Linked DNA regions of Homo sapiens: region 1 is linked to region 2. A link is a loop called in an ENCODE intact Hi-C map of the cell type or tissue named here. Cell type or tissue: endothelial cell of umbilical vein. All regions are shown on one strand. Each heading gives the region's core, and the rest is flanking DNA. Links, peaks and the distances in the headings are about the cores only.

Region 1 (7,479 bases), core at 1,476-5,475, 90 kb after region 2:
GGATTCCCCTTCTATTGATGGCCTTCTGCAAGCTTCCTTAATCTGTGCCTGAGCTAATTACTTCTTCCTCTGTATTTTTTCTAATTATCAATTATGTCTTTTTTTAAATTTCACATAGTCACAGTATTGTGGCTGCACATGAGAGTAGGATAGTTGTTTCAGTTTGTTTCAGTAAGTATCCAAGTAGGTGACTGCACGCTCTTCTCAGGTGGAGGGCAATACTATTTGCTTAGAAAAGCAGTTGTCTGAAATTAGAGATCCAAACCTCACTTATATTAAAATAGCTGTAGTTCTGAGATGTGTAGTCTCTGAAAGGGGAACAATTGTAGAAATATTTATTTATACCCTATGATGTTTAGAAGTGTGATTTAAAGTGGCTATTGTGAATTATGGAAGTCAAGAAGGTACTAGTAAAAAAGTGGAATAGGATCTTTTGTTTGAGAATATTCAAGTAATAGAGACTTTTGGTTGCACTCCAATTCCATTTGTCTCTTCCTGAGTATGTGTAACTAGAGTCCTATAAGAAGATGATTAGGAAGGATCATAGAAAAATATTTGAAGAAATGTTGGAGGGCATTTAAAAATGTGATAGAAATTAAAAGCAAGCTCAACAAAATGCAAGTGGAAAAAATTGCAGGACATCATAAACTGCTCAAAGCCAGTGATGAAGAGAAAATCTTAAAAGTAAAAACAGGAAAAAAGACATATTATGTAATAAGGAACAGAAATGAGAGTGACAACAGATTTCACATGGGAAACAATGCATGTCAGAAAACAGTGGAGCGACATTTTTAAGGTACTGAAAGAACAAAAAACTGTAAAGCAAGAATTCTAGAGCCAACACAAATATCTATCAATAATGAAAAAGAAATGACTATTTCAGACATAAAAAGCTAAAATACAACAGACAAGATCTGCAAAACATATCAAAAGAAGTCCAGATAGAAGTAAAATGAGGGCAGATAGTAATCTAGCTATACAAAAGATAGAAGACCACTGGAAATGTTAAATATGAGGCTAAGTATAAAAACATTTGTCTTATTTTAAAAATGAATTTAAAAGATAATATACTATTTAAAACAATGATAATAACAATATAACTATATAACACATGTAGAAGTAATATGTATAGTGATAGTACGAAGTCCAGAATAGCATACTGCTGTAAAATTCCTTTCCTATGAAGATGTGGTGTAATATTAACTGAATGTTGACTATAATAATGTAAAGATCTATACTAAACCCTAAATCAACTACTAAAGGAACAAAAGAAAAAATATATATAGCCAATGCTGTAGATAACAAAGAATCATAAAAATATTCAGTTAATCCAAAATAAGGCAAAAGAGGGAAATAAAAAAGTATGGACAAATTGAAATCAAATAGCAAGATGGCAGCCTCTAAGCTAATACACAATAATCACATTAAATGTAAATGGTCTAATCAGCCCAATTTAAAAAGCAAATATTGCCAGATTGATAAAAAGTGATACCTAATTATATGCTGTCTGTGAGAAACTAACTTTAAATATAAAGACATGTGTAGGTTAAAAGTAAAAGACTGGAGGGCAGTAATATTATGCCTACATTAATCTAAGAAAGCTAGAGTGGCTATAGTAATACCAGGCAAAGTAAATGCCATGTGCTATTTCTAGAGCTAAAGAAGGTCATTTCATAATGATAAGTCAATTCATAAAGAGTACATAACAGAGCTAAATATGTATGCAACTAATAACAGATACTTTAAAAATATGAAGCAAATATTGATAGAACTGAAAAAATATATGCAGCCACAATATTAATCAGAGATTACAACACCCTTGTCTCAATAATTGGTAGAACAAGGAGAAATAAGAAAATAGAAGACTTGAAACAACACTACGCCCATCTTGACTTCACTGACATTTATAGAAGTCTCCACTCAACAATATGGGCAAACGTTATTTTCAAGTGCACACAGAACATTTACTGAAATAGACCATATTCTTCACTACCTAAAAATGTCTCAAAGTATTCAAAAGGGTTTAAATTATATAAAGTGTGGAATCTGACTGCAAGGGAATCACATTAGAAATCAGTAACAGAAAAGTATTTGGAAAATGTTCAACGATTTGAAAACTAAGCAGGATCTTTTTTAAATAACACATTGGTCAAAGCAGAGTTTATAAGGAAAATTTAAAAATACTGTGATTTGGCCGGGCGCGGTGGCTCACGCCTGTAATCCCAGCACTTTGGGAGGCCGAGGCGGGCGGATCACGAGGTCAGGAGATCGAGACCATCCTGGCTAACACAGTGAAACCCCGTCTCTACTAAAAAACACAAAAAATTAGCCGGGCGTGGTGGCGGGCGCCTGTAGTCCCAGCTACGCGGGAGGCTGAGGCAGGAGAATGGCGTGAACCGGGAAGGCGGAGCTTGCAGTGAGCCGAGATCGCGCCACTGCACTCCAGCCTGGGCGACAGAGAGAGACTCTGTCTCAAAAAAAAAAAAATATTGTGATTTGACTGAAAACTAACGCAAGGCATATCATAATTTGTGTGATACTGCTAAATTGGTGCTTTGAGGAAAATTTATTACATTAAACACGTATTAGAAAAGAGAAAATTTTCATTTCAATGCCCTAAGCTTCTACCTTAAGAAACCAACAAATAAGAGTTAGTTATACCCTGCAAAGAAGTAATGGGAAAAAAATCCTAAGTGCAGAAATAAATGAAATAGAATTTAGGAAAATAGAGAAAATTTGTAGCCTGAAACCAAAGTTTGATTAGAGAAAATCAATGAAGTTGTCAAATCTCTAGCTATATTGATCAAATAAATAAAGAAAAAGGCACAAATTACCAATATCAGGAAAGAGAGGGTCATATCTATAAATCTTAGAGACTTTAAAAGAATATGGGAGTATTAAAACAAATTTATGAATACGCTTGATAATTAGATGAAATGGGAAATTTCCTTGAAAGACAAAAATTGCCAAAGTCCCTCAAGAGAATAGATAACATGGATAGCCCTATGTTTTTTAAAGACACTGAATTTATATTTACATATATTACACAGACACAGACACACAAACACATGCACAAATAAATAAATTCCAAGCTCAGAAAATTTCACTGGTGAATTCTACATTAAAGAAGCAAACAATAGCAATTTTACACAAATGTCTCAAGAAAACCAAAGAGAGAATATTTCTCAACTCATTCCATGAGTTCAACCCTTCCCTAATACCAAAACTAGACAAAGGTATTACAATAAAAGACAACTGCAGACCAATATCTCTCATTAACACAGATTTAAAAATTAAAAATTTTAGCAAATGGAATATAACAATATGTTGAAAAGTTAATGCATCATAATCAAGAAAGGGTTATCCCAAGAAAGAAGGCACAGTTGGTTTAGTATTTGAAAATTAATCAATGTAATTTACCATATTAACATTTTAAAAATAAAAATTGTATGATCATCAGAATAGATGTAGAAAATGCATTTGACAAAGTCCAAATTCATTCCTGATAGAACTCTCAGCAGTCCAGAAATAGAACATTTCTCAACCTAATAAAGGACATATATGTGCTCCCACTCAGACAGACAGCACAGCATGTGGAAACTCACATCGGGAACTTTTGCTCCTAATACTACCACAGGAACATACCAGGAAACCCAAAAGAATTCACAGACTGTTTGAAAGAAGTGGCTTGTCACTGCAAACTTCATGAGGCAGCCAAAAAACTATGAGTTCCCAAAGTGTGAGAGGGGGAAAGTCTACCTTCAAACACATATCCTCACTGGGGAACCTGAAAATCCAGATCATGGGAGAAGGATATAACCTTACCTAGAGCTGAAATGGATTTAGAGAGCCAAGCGAAACACAAAAGTAGAAGAAACTGCAAGAAGAGCCCTGTAGGCACTCCTGGTACCTAGGGAAGCCATTTCTGACTTTATCTCAAGGTGTCCTTGGGGAGGGCTGCCAGTGGGATTGGGGAAAGACCGCAAGGAAAAGGAAACTTCCAGTGAACTTTGTAATAATTTTGACTGAATGTAAATTTTCTAGGGCAATATCCAGGAGTGGAGGGGCAGTGAATGGGAAGTGCAGCACAGAAGCTTTGGCAGGTGGGGAGGCCAAACCCTGAAAGCCCTGCTTGCTTTCTCTCAGTGAGGAGGCTTGTCGCCTGAGGCAAGATATCAGCCCTGCTCACCAGCTGCCTGGCTGTAAGCTCAGTACTTTTGGTGGGGCACACTGGGAGTGAGACTGGCCTTGCTGACTGTGTGGGAATTAGGTGAGGCCTGTCGCTGTTTGCTTTCCCCCAGTTCCCTGGTGACCTGTATATGCAGCAGAGGCAGCCATAATTCCCCTGGGAACATAACTCCATTGGCCTGAGAACCACACCCCTATCTCCCACAGCAGCCATAGCAAACCCCTCCCAAGGGGAGTCTGAGCTTAGATATGCCTAAGCCTGCCCCCACCTAATGGTCTTTCTGTACCTGCCCTCGTAGCCAAAGACAAAAGACATAATCTCTTGGGAGCTCTATGACCCCTGCCAATTGCCTAAGAAACCCAAATACTTATCCAAGTGACCTTAGGACAAGCTTGTATCCCCCCTATACTACTGCAGCTGAAGCTGTCTTGAAAGCGCCACCTCCTGGCTGGTGGCCAACCAACTCAAGCCATTACAGCAACTCATAAAAGAAAAACCGTGCTCCAAGAAAGGAGAAAACAACAGCTATTTCCACTGCCTGCCACATCCTGGCTAACCAGAGGTCCTGAGTCTGACCACATGACAACTTCGCTGCTAGCACAACCAGCATTTGAGAAAACTGGTGCACTAAACAAAACTACAGCCAAGGACCCTCACAGAGTCCACATGGTTCCCCTGCTACCTCCACTGGAGCAGGTGCTGGTAACCATGATTGAGAGACCTGAAGATGGATCACATCACAGGACTCTTTGCAGACACTTCCCAGTACCAGTCCAGAGCCTGGTAGCTCTGCTGGGTGGCTAAACCTAGAAGGGCAATGACAATCACTGCAATCCAGCTCCCAGGAAGCCCCATCCCTAGGGAAAGGGGGAGAGCACATCAAGAGAGTACCCATGGGACAGCAGCGCTTGAGCCCCAGATCTTTCCTTTGAAATAGCCAAATGCGAAGGAACCAGAAAAATAATTCTGGTAATATGACAAAACAGGGTTCTTTAACACCCCCAAAAGATCACACTAGCTCACCCGCAATGGATACAAACCCAGAAGAAATCTCTGAATTGCCAGAAAAAAAGAATTCAGAAGCCCAGTTATTAAGCTACTCAAGGAGGCATAAGAGAAAGATGAAAACCAACTTAAGGAAATTTTGAAAAATGCAGGATATGGACAAAAAAGTCTCCAGAGAAATAGACAGCATAAATAAAAAACAAGGACAACTTTGGGAAATGACACACATCGAGAAATACAAAATACACTGGAAACTTTCAACAATAGAATCGAACAAGTAGAAGACAGAACTTCAGAGCTCAAAAACAAGGCTTTTGAATTAATCCAATCCAACAAAGACAAAGAAAAAAGAATTTTAAAAAATGAACAAAACCTCCAGGAAGTTTGGGAACTATGTTAAACAACCAAACCTAAGGATAATTGGTGTTCCCAAGGAAGATGGGAAACCTAAACATTTGGAAAACGTATTTGAGGGAATAATTGAGAAAAACTTCCCTGGCCTTGTTAGAGGTCTAGACACCCAAATATAAGAAGCTCAAAGAGCAACAGGGAAATTCATTGTGAAAAAATCATCACCTGCACACATAGTCATCAGGTTACCTAAAGTCAAGACAAAGGAAAGAATCTTAAGAGCTGTGAGACAAAAGCATCAGGTAACCTGTAAAGGAAAGCCTATCAGATTAACAGCAGATTTCTCAGCAGAAACCTTACAAGCTAGAAGGGATTGGGATCCTATCGGCCAGGAATTTTGTATCCAGAGAAACTAAGCTTTATAAATGAAGGAAAGATGAGGTATTTTCCAGACAAACAAATACTGAGAGAATTTGTCACTATCAAGCCAGCACTATAAGAACTGCTAAAAGGAGCTCTAAATCTTGAAACAAAACCTTGAAATACACCAAAATAGAACCTCCTTAAAGCATACATCTCACAGGACCCATGAAACAGTAACATAATGAAAAAAAAAAAAACCAAGGTATTCAGGCAACAACTAGCATGATGAATAGAATAGTACCCCACGATCTCAATACTGATGTTGAATGTAAATGGCCTGAGTGCTCCACTTAAAAGATACATAATGGAAGAATGGATAAAAATTCACCAACCAAGTATCTGCTGTCTTCAAGAGACTCACCTAACACATAAGAACTCACATAAACTTAAGATAAAGGGATGGAAAAAGATATTTCATGCAAATGGACACCAAAAGTGAGCAGGAGTAGCTATTCTTATATCAGACAAAACAGACTTTTTAACAACCATTAAAAAAGACAAAGAGGGACATTGTATAATGGTAAGAGGACTAGTCCAACAGGAAAATATTACAATTCAAAATATATATGGACCTAACACTGGAGCTCCCAAATTTATAAAACAATTGCTACTATACCTAAGAAATGAGATAGTTGCCAACATGATAATAGTGGGGGACTTCAGTACTCCACTGACAGCCCTAGACAGGCCATCAAGACAGAAAGTCAACAAAGGAACAATGGACTTAAACTATGCCCTAGAACAAATAGACTTAACAGATATTTACAGACCATTCTACCCAACAACTGCAGAATATACATTCTTTTCATGAGCATGGGGAACATTCTCCAAGATAGACCACATGATAGACCACAACCAGTCTCAATAAACTTAAGAAAATAAGAATTATAACAAGTACTCTCCCAGGCCACAGTTCAATCACTGGAAAACCTAGAGGAGATGGATAAATTCCTGGAAACGTACAACCCTCCTAGATTGAACCAGGAAGAAAGGTCTTACCTTAAGGTAATAAAAGCCATCAGTGACAAACCCACAGCCAACATTATACCAACTGAGGAGAAGTTGAAAGCATTCCCACTGAGAACTGGAAGAAAACAAGGATGCCCACTTTCAGCACTTCTAGTCAACATAATAAATGAATTCGGTAAAGTTTGAGGATACAAAATCAATGTACGCAAATCAGTAGCACTGCTATACACCAGCAGCAGCCAAGCTGAGAACCAAGTCAAGAACTCAACCCTTTTTACAATAGCTGCAAAAAAAATAAAATTCTTAGGAACATATCTAACCAAGGAGATGAATGACCTCTACAGGGATAAGTACAAACACTGCTGAAAGAAATCATAGACAACACAAACAAATGGAAATGCATCCAATGCTCATGGATGGGTACAATCAGTACTGTGAAAATGACCATACTACCAAAAGCAGTCTGCAAATTCAATGCCATTCCCATCGAAATACCATCATCATTCTTCACAGAACTAGAAAAAACAATTCTAAAATTCATA
Region 2 (7,479 bases), core at 1,962-5,961:
TCCTGAATGGTATTGCCTAGGTTTTCTTCTAGGATTTTTTATTAGCAGTGTAAAAATGGACTAATACACCACAGCCCCAAGGATACTCATTCAAATTTATTCTTCAGTATTAAAAAATTAGTGCCAAAGAGTAAAGATCATGACATTTTTTTTCCCCACCACCATAAAACCAAGACCTAGTTTGTGTCTGGTACATGGTAGGAACTCATTAAATACTTGTTGAATGAGTGAATGATCTCCAAATGGCAAATTTTACTCTTCCAAAATTAAATTTCGTTCTCTGCTCCCTGTTATGTTCTTTTTGAAAAAAATTTTCTCAACCATAACTTTCCATGTCTGTTATAAGCCATTCATTAGAGTTTTTTGTCAGGTCAGCGCATATTTACAAATCTAGTTAGTTCTTATTTTTCCATTACAAACAAATGTTAGAACATCATTCTCCAAAACCCTATCTCAGAAACAGACAAATTTGCTTTTATTTTTGAAGTTTATTGTTTAGTTTAAATCAGATTTTCTAGATCTTTCCTTTTTACAATACAAACATGAATTCTGTTAACTGAGACTACTTGAAGCTACCCAGTTACCCAGTGTCAGTTTGTACTAACTATAGATTTTTAGACCAATAGCCCTTGTTTTCTCCATACATTTCTTGGAATTTTCTATTGCTTTTGGTATTAAGATTTTTTTTTTTTTGGTCAAAACACTGGGTTTGCCCACCTCCTCCTCCTCCTCCAACAAGATGCCAGAAAGAAAGAAGCATGAGTCATAGGAAAATGAAAGAGGAATGTCTCAAATATTAGGATGAGAAGACTGCTCTTCTCATCTAACAGATTCTCATTTCCTGCCCCGCGTCATTTCTTCCCATTGAAATAACAACTGTAATTCTAGTCATGGGTGTGTGAGTGTTTGTGAGGGTGGGTGGGAGGTCTTCAGAGGTCTCAATAAAAAAGAGAGAGTATGAAACTTTTGTTATTTCCTGTTTCTGAATATGTCTTTTGGTTAAGGATGTTGGAAGGGGTGAGAATCTTTGGATCTCTGTAGTGCTTGTAGTGGTGATGGGGAGTATTGAATGTTTCCAAGCCAGTACGGCACACTGAATAACTGGATCAGAGTTCTCTTTTGGTGGGAATAATATTAATAAATAATGGAAGGTAACTACATGTTGAAGACTTGTAGAGTAATCATGAGTTTCACCTTCTCATGCCAGGTGACTCTTCTTTATGGGTATAGTCCTGTATTTGGTCTTCTAGCTTCCATGTGAAACTAGTCAACTTCGAGAAGTTTTGATCTGTCTCAACAGAAATGAATCAGGGAGAGGGGAAACAAATAAATAAATGGTAGTTACATCAAGGTGGTATACTAAGTATTAAATACAAATTCTCAAAACTTTTACCCATTTTCATTTAAAAATATTTATTTATTATTTGTACTCTCATAGAAAAAAATAAAGATCTCTCAAGAGGTCTCTCAAGACATTTGCAAACAATAAGGTTTTGTTTTTTCATGAGCCAAGATGGATTTTGGTTTGTCCTGACTTTCCTTGAAGTAGTTGTATTTCAAATGATTAATTGCCTTGAGCTGCTTTTAAAAATTGTTTTCCTGCTTCTGTGATTTTTTTATTGTGACAAAATTTGAAGGAAGTAGTAGAAATAATATTAATTATTGAAGTTTCAAGAATTTCTTCTTTTTCCTTTCCTTTAGGAATAAAATTAAAATGTAAAAATCTTGGAATTTGGCATTAACCAGCTTAAAATTTAGTATGCTAAAAATAATAATATCAATTCAACATTATTCTATGAAACTTATACAAAATTTTGGAAACATGGTCTTTACAGATGCTATATATTTCAGTTATACAAGTTCAGAATTAAGTGTTTATGCCACGTTACATTTAGATTATAGAGTTACTTATATTTCCTCACCTTTCATATTTTATTAAAGAGATTCTCTGACTCTCTAGCCTCTAGTAGCTTTTGATAACAGTCCTTTCTCCCTAGGGAACCCAACCTCTCTTATTAATGAAGTCCAAATATGAGTCACCAATCCACATTCCCAAACACTATGCTTTTTAGGTGGCTCTTCGTACTCCTTTACCTCTGGACCAGGCTAATCAGAAGTGGAGGACTTCAAGTTAATAAGTCATGTTATAGAATTTTTTCTATTATAACTAGGGCTCAGTATTTTTTTAAAATCCTAAAATACCACTAAATATCTTTGGCCACATAAAAGACTAGATTTCCAGTTCAGAATGACAACAGATATAGGGCTTGACATATCAGGTACCAAATAATGCTGTGGCAAAGTTTGGATTTTTTTTGAAGATAGTAAGATGTATGCCAATCTGTAATATCACTTGCATTAATGGATTTCCGAGTACTATATAAATCGACGATTATTCTTATTAAGCAGTGCTAATATATTTTACAAACAAAAATTCTCCCCAGTTTTATCCCTTTATATGTGTCATATCAAAAGACTTAGTCAAAGCTGCTTTCTACTGCTTCTGATGTTATATGCTTCATAAAAGTGTCCCTGTGCTATGCTTCTAATGAAACTTTATTTTGTCTTGTTTTATGTAACACATTTGAAAATTCTATCTTTTAAAATACATTATTTTTATTGCTACAGGGGTATTATGTTATGATGCTTTCTTTTACAGTTTATTCTTGTATTGACTTTAGTTCCAAAAATAAATTAATTCATATATTACTTTTGGTAATACCTGAAAAAAATTAAGTTATTCACAAAATATTTGTGAATCCTGAATCAGTGTAAGTTCTATTCAATTACAGAAATAGTAATTGCATACCTACTAGCACTATCTGAAGTTATATAAAATGAGATTTTTGTTTTCTTATTTTTGCTTTTGCCTTCTTCCAGAGAGTATTGAGTTCCACGAGAGAAAGGCCTTTGTTGGTTCACTGCTGGATTGCTGGTTTCTATAATATTTCATGGCACATAGTAAACTGCCAATAAATATTTGCTGAATGAATTCACTTATTCAGAAAATATTTATTGAGTGTCTCTTGTATGCCACATATCTAGGCACTGAGGATAGAACAGTGAATGGGCCAAAGTCCTGACTTTTTGGAATTTATTTTCAAGTGGGAAGAGAGAGATTATAAAATACGTGACCCTGAAAATATATGTCATATGTCTGATGTTGATAGTGCCAAGAAGAAAAATAAAGCAGGACAAGGTGTGGGGAGAGAGAATTATTATCCTAGCTAAGGAATTAAGTGAAGGCCTCTCTGAGAAGGTGAAAAATGATTGAATGTTACTACTCCTGTGCCACTGCCACTGGTGATACTGAAGAAAGTGGAAGACCAGGTCTTAGACTCCAAGGTGAGTATAATATGATGATAAAGTCAGACATATTACCTATCATAAACATAATGTGCAATGATAGTGTCATACGTACATGCTATGGAACAGTGTCTGGAGAATGAAGCATAGCCACCTATTAGCAAGCAGAGTATATGGTGGTGGGGTGGAGGATGACTACAGTCTGAAAATGCAGAACTGATTCTAGGCTGTGAAGGTTCTGCCAGATCAAGGACTTTGGGCTTCAGTCAATAGCTGGTGGGTGACTAATGGTAGTCTTTAAACATGGAAAGGGACCAATCAGAGCTACATTCTAAAAACTAACTGGTAGCAAAATGGGTGGATTCGAGGGCATGAGATTGGGTCAGCTGATGTTTTGATAGAATTTGTGATCAAATATTACTTGAAATAACAGAACCTTAGTTGGGCCAAATCTTTTCTTCAAACAAAAGAATAGTGCTTCCAAGATTTTTGTTTTTATGGTCGAACCGGATTACCATATAAAGACATAAGAAAGAAAGAAATAATATTTCATGACAAACTAGCTGAGAAGGATCAAGAGAAAGGCAAGAATGAAGATTTATAATCTGGGATTTATAGAATAGCTGTAATTGGTACAGGGAAAACACCCAATTTATCTGGATATACTTGTGTTTCCCTATTTAATCCACATGGTGTCATTTTTTACATGTGTTTTCTCAGAGCAGTTATTTTCATTCACAGGCTGTGGTGATGACTCACTTCATTCCCTTTTGGGTATTAGAGGCTCTTATTTCATTCAGGAGATTTTCCGATTCACCAGACAGTGCATTAGACATTATTGTCTTGTTGGAATTTGGCTGGGGGAAAATACTTAAAGAAATATATCACTGTTGCTTGTACCACCCTCACAAACACATTTTATTTAGCAAAATCTGAACCTGATGAGGAATCCGTATTAGTTTGCTAAGGCTGCCATAACGAAGTACCATAGACTGGGTGGCTTAAATGAAAGAAGGTATCATCTCACAGTGCTGAAGGCTAGAAGGCTGAGATCAAGGTGTAGGCAGGGTTGGTTCCTGTTTTGGACATTGAGGGAAAGATACGTTCCAGCCCTCTCTCCTTGGCTTGTAGATGACATTCTTCTCCCAGTGTTTTCACATGGTCTTCCATCTGTGCAAGTCCCTCTGCACAAATCTGTGTCCAAATTTCCTCTTCTTGTAAGGACCCCGTGCTTAGGGTCTACTCTAATAACCTCATTTTAACTTAATTACCTCTTTAAAGGCCCTATTTTCAAATATGGTCATATTCTGAGGTACTAGGGGTTAGAACTTCAGCATATGAATTAGGAGGATGGGGAATTCAGATGATAATAAAGTCTAAATGTTTGGCTTTTTCTCTCCAGATACCCAGTTTCCCTAAAGTGACAATCACACCCAGTGACTGGCTGATGCAGTGCTATAAAGGTCTGTTCCACTTGCTGCAAATTCAGGACAATTCCGTAAAGCCATCCCAGCCCCAGAACTCGCTGTGCCATGAGCTGAGTTCTTTGTTATGAGAGTATCACAGCTCCCCTCTCTACCTAGTCCTACTTCCTCACTCCCTCATAAGTGTTGGGTCCTTATAAATTTGCCAAGGAACTCAACCTGTGACAACTTTAGTTCAATAGATTTGACCCTTTCCTTGCAAGGGAACTATTGGTTTCTTACTATTATTGTCAGTTGTCCTCATTAACAAAGTCATTTACTAACTGGCTGCAAATTACTGAAAATTGTTTGGAACGACAATTTTTCGTATAGACTTCAATGATTATTCTGGCTAAAGGTCATTTTTTTTCTCTGCACTTCTGTAGGACAGCCCTGTACAATTTAGTACTTTAATGGTGATTTGTATTTTTTGCTCATTCACATTTGTAAATTATTTAAGGTTGCACATTTCTTGAAAGTTGATATGCTTCTATCAGATTTTTTTCTGTTCTTCAAAATGTTTAACGTAGTTTCAGAGCTCTAGTTGGTACTTAAGGAATTTGGGAGCATACAGTAGTGTAGATACCCCAGAATTTTTAAATGAGAGTGTGGAATCTGAATTATAAAACTCATATTAGGGAAAGCCTACACTGGGAAAAGAAATTGCATATGTGGTATAAAATAAATAGAAGATCTGTGTTTGAATATTGACTATGCTGTTTACTCACTATGTGATCTTATAAAAGTTACTTACCCTCCCTGAGCCTGAGTTTTCTCATCCATAAAATAGGAATATTTTTAATAGCAATCTTATAAAGTTGCTGTGAATGTTAAATGAGATGCAGTATTAAATAAGATGCATGCAGTATTTAGCACATGATTCAATCATAAAATGGATATTACCTTCACACTTCAATATTTCTGAATTCATGATGCATCTTGTGATTAGTGTCAAAAGAAATTTGTCAATTTTACACAACGAAGTGGAGTGTGATACATTAATAGTTCTTAACGTCTATATGAGTGGACTTAGTCATCAGAGAAGATAACTATTCACCCAGTTACTTGCCTCAGTTAAACACCTTGTAGTTGTGACAGAACCTTAAATTTGGATACCTAATTATTATTTTAAGGTGTCCCCAAAAGGATTACATTATAATCCAAAGACATAGCTTTAACATAAATGGTTACAGTGGAGCAGATTGCCTATCATATGCCAAGTAATTCAAATAAAGATGATGGAAATTTTTAGATATTTTAGAATTAGCTGTATAACCTTAAAAATTAGAAAAAGTTGTATGACCAGTTGATGAATTATGAAAACCAAACTCTAAATCTAATCCTAAAGAAGCAATCAGACAAACCCAAATTGAGGGGCATCCTACAAAATAACTGATCTATGTTCTTCGAAAATGTCAGTGTCTGGGAAAGCAAAGCAAAGCAAAGCAAAGTTGAGGAACTTTTTAGAGTTAAGAGAGACTAAACCAGTATGACAACTAAATAAAATATATGGTCTGGATTGGATCTTGAATTAGAAAAAATAAAATTGCCATGAAGGACAAATTAGGACAATTGGTAAAATATGGTATTGACAATTTGATTATCATATTGCATCAATGTTAAATTTTCTGAATTTTCTTATTATACTTATTATATTATATAAAATTCTTAAATACTATAATTAATCTAATTATACTGACTTATTTAAGAGTTTTCCCAGGTTAAGTTCCTCAGCAAGTTTGTAAGGACTCAACACTTGTGAGGGAGTGAGGAAGTAGGATTAGGGAGAAAGGGGAGCTGTGATACTCTCACAACAAAGAACTCAGCTCATGGCACAGAGAGCTCTGGGGCTGGGATGGCTTTACGGAGTTGTCCTGAATTTAGGGCAAGTGGAGCAGACCTTTATACCACTGCATCAGCCAGTCACTGGGTGTACACTGCCCCAGGGAAGAGTACATGACATTCATCAAAGTGTGTCTCTTTAGCCAAGGATAATTTCCAGAAGGGGATTCAGCTGCAAGCTGTTCATTGCCAAAACTCTTCAGCTGATGGGGAAAATTAGTAGTTCAGTCCTAAAGAGGGAAGAGGAATATAGGTGTCAGACCACAGCATCCAATCTGGTTATCATATCTGTAATTTACTTTAAAATGATTCAGTAAGTAAAATGATGTGAGAACAAAGATAATACCAAAAATGCGGAAAAGCAAGAAAGATCTCAAATTAGCAAAATACGAAAAAACCGGTGAATCTGGGTGAAGTACTGTTTTCAGCTTTTCTGTAGGTTTAAATTTAAAAAGAAAAAGTTTTAAAAATGAAATTCCCAGGTGATACCAGTACACTAGCAGATTGGAGGACTGTGGAATGAAGTCATCTTTAGAATTCATCCCAGCTCTAGCATGAGGGAATTCTGTGACATGATCAGATTGGTTATGGTGCATTTGCTTTGGGCTTTTGAAGCCATGGAACCACAGCATATTTCCTACATGTTTGTTTTGTCCATAAGTTCTCAAACTTTAGTAAATCATATTGTTTAATTAAATGGGTTTGAGGGATTGTAATACCAACCCTGAATTTATAAATAAAGCTGTTCTTTTCTCTATTTTGATGAACAGTGGGCAAGTTTCTGTATTAAAGATCAATTATTATCCATTTGAAGAAAAACAAGGAAGCTGAGAATATTCAAGATAAATTTATTGAGATTATTAGATCT

The links. Hi-C counts contacts between places; a loop is a spot of excess contacts. Peaks named below come from ENCODE experiments on the same cell type or tissue, not always from the same donor. Only the 100,000 strongest peaks of a DNase experiment are listed, where the experiment ranks them.
Region 1: it touches region 2 in a loop (2.3-fold over the local background); 1 of 110 quality-filtered maps calls a loop at or near these places.

What each region holds. Positions count from the first base shown.
Region 1 is chr5:33,163,873-33,171,351 of GRCh38, reverse strand. No RefSeq gene overlaps it. Among named protein-coding and RNA genes, the nearest start is that of LINC02160, 62 kb to the left of the region's middle. In endothelial cell of umbilical vein, for the core only: no CTCF peak of the experiment used is centred there; no DNase peak of the experiment used is centred there.
Region 2 is chr5:33,254,838-33,262,316 of GRCh38, reverse strand. It overlaps LINC02160 (long intergenic non-protein coding RNA 2160), which reads right to left. Exons shown (of 4, transcript NR_147008.1): 4 at 6,764-6,841. Among named protein-coding and RNA genes, the nearest start is that of LINC02160, 29 kb to the right of the region's middle. In endothelial cell of umbilical vein, for the core only: no CTCF peak of the experiment used is centred there; a DNase peak (open chromatin) is centred at 4,056.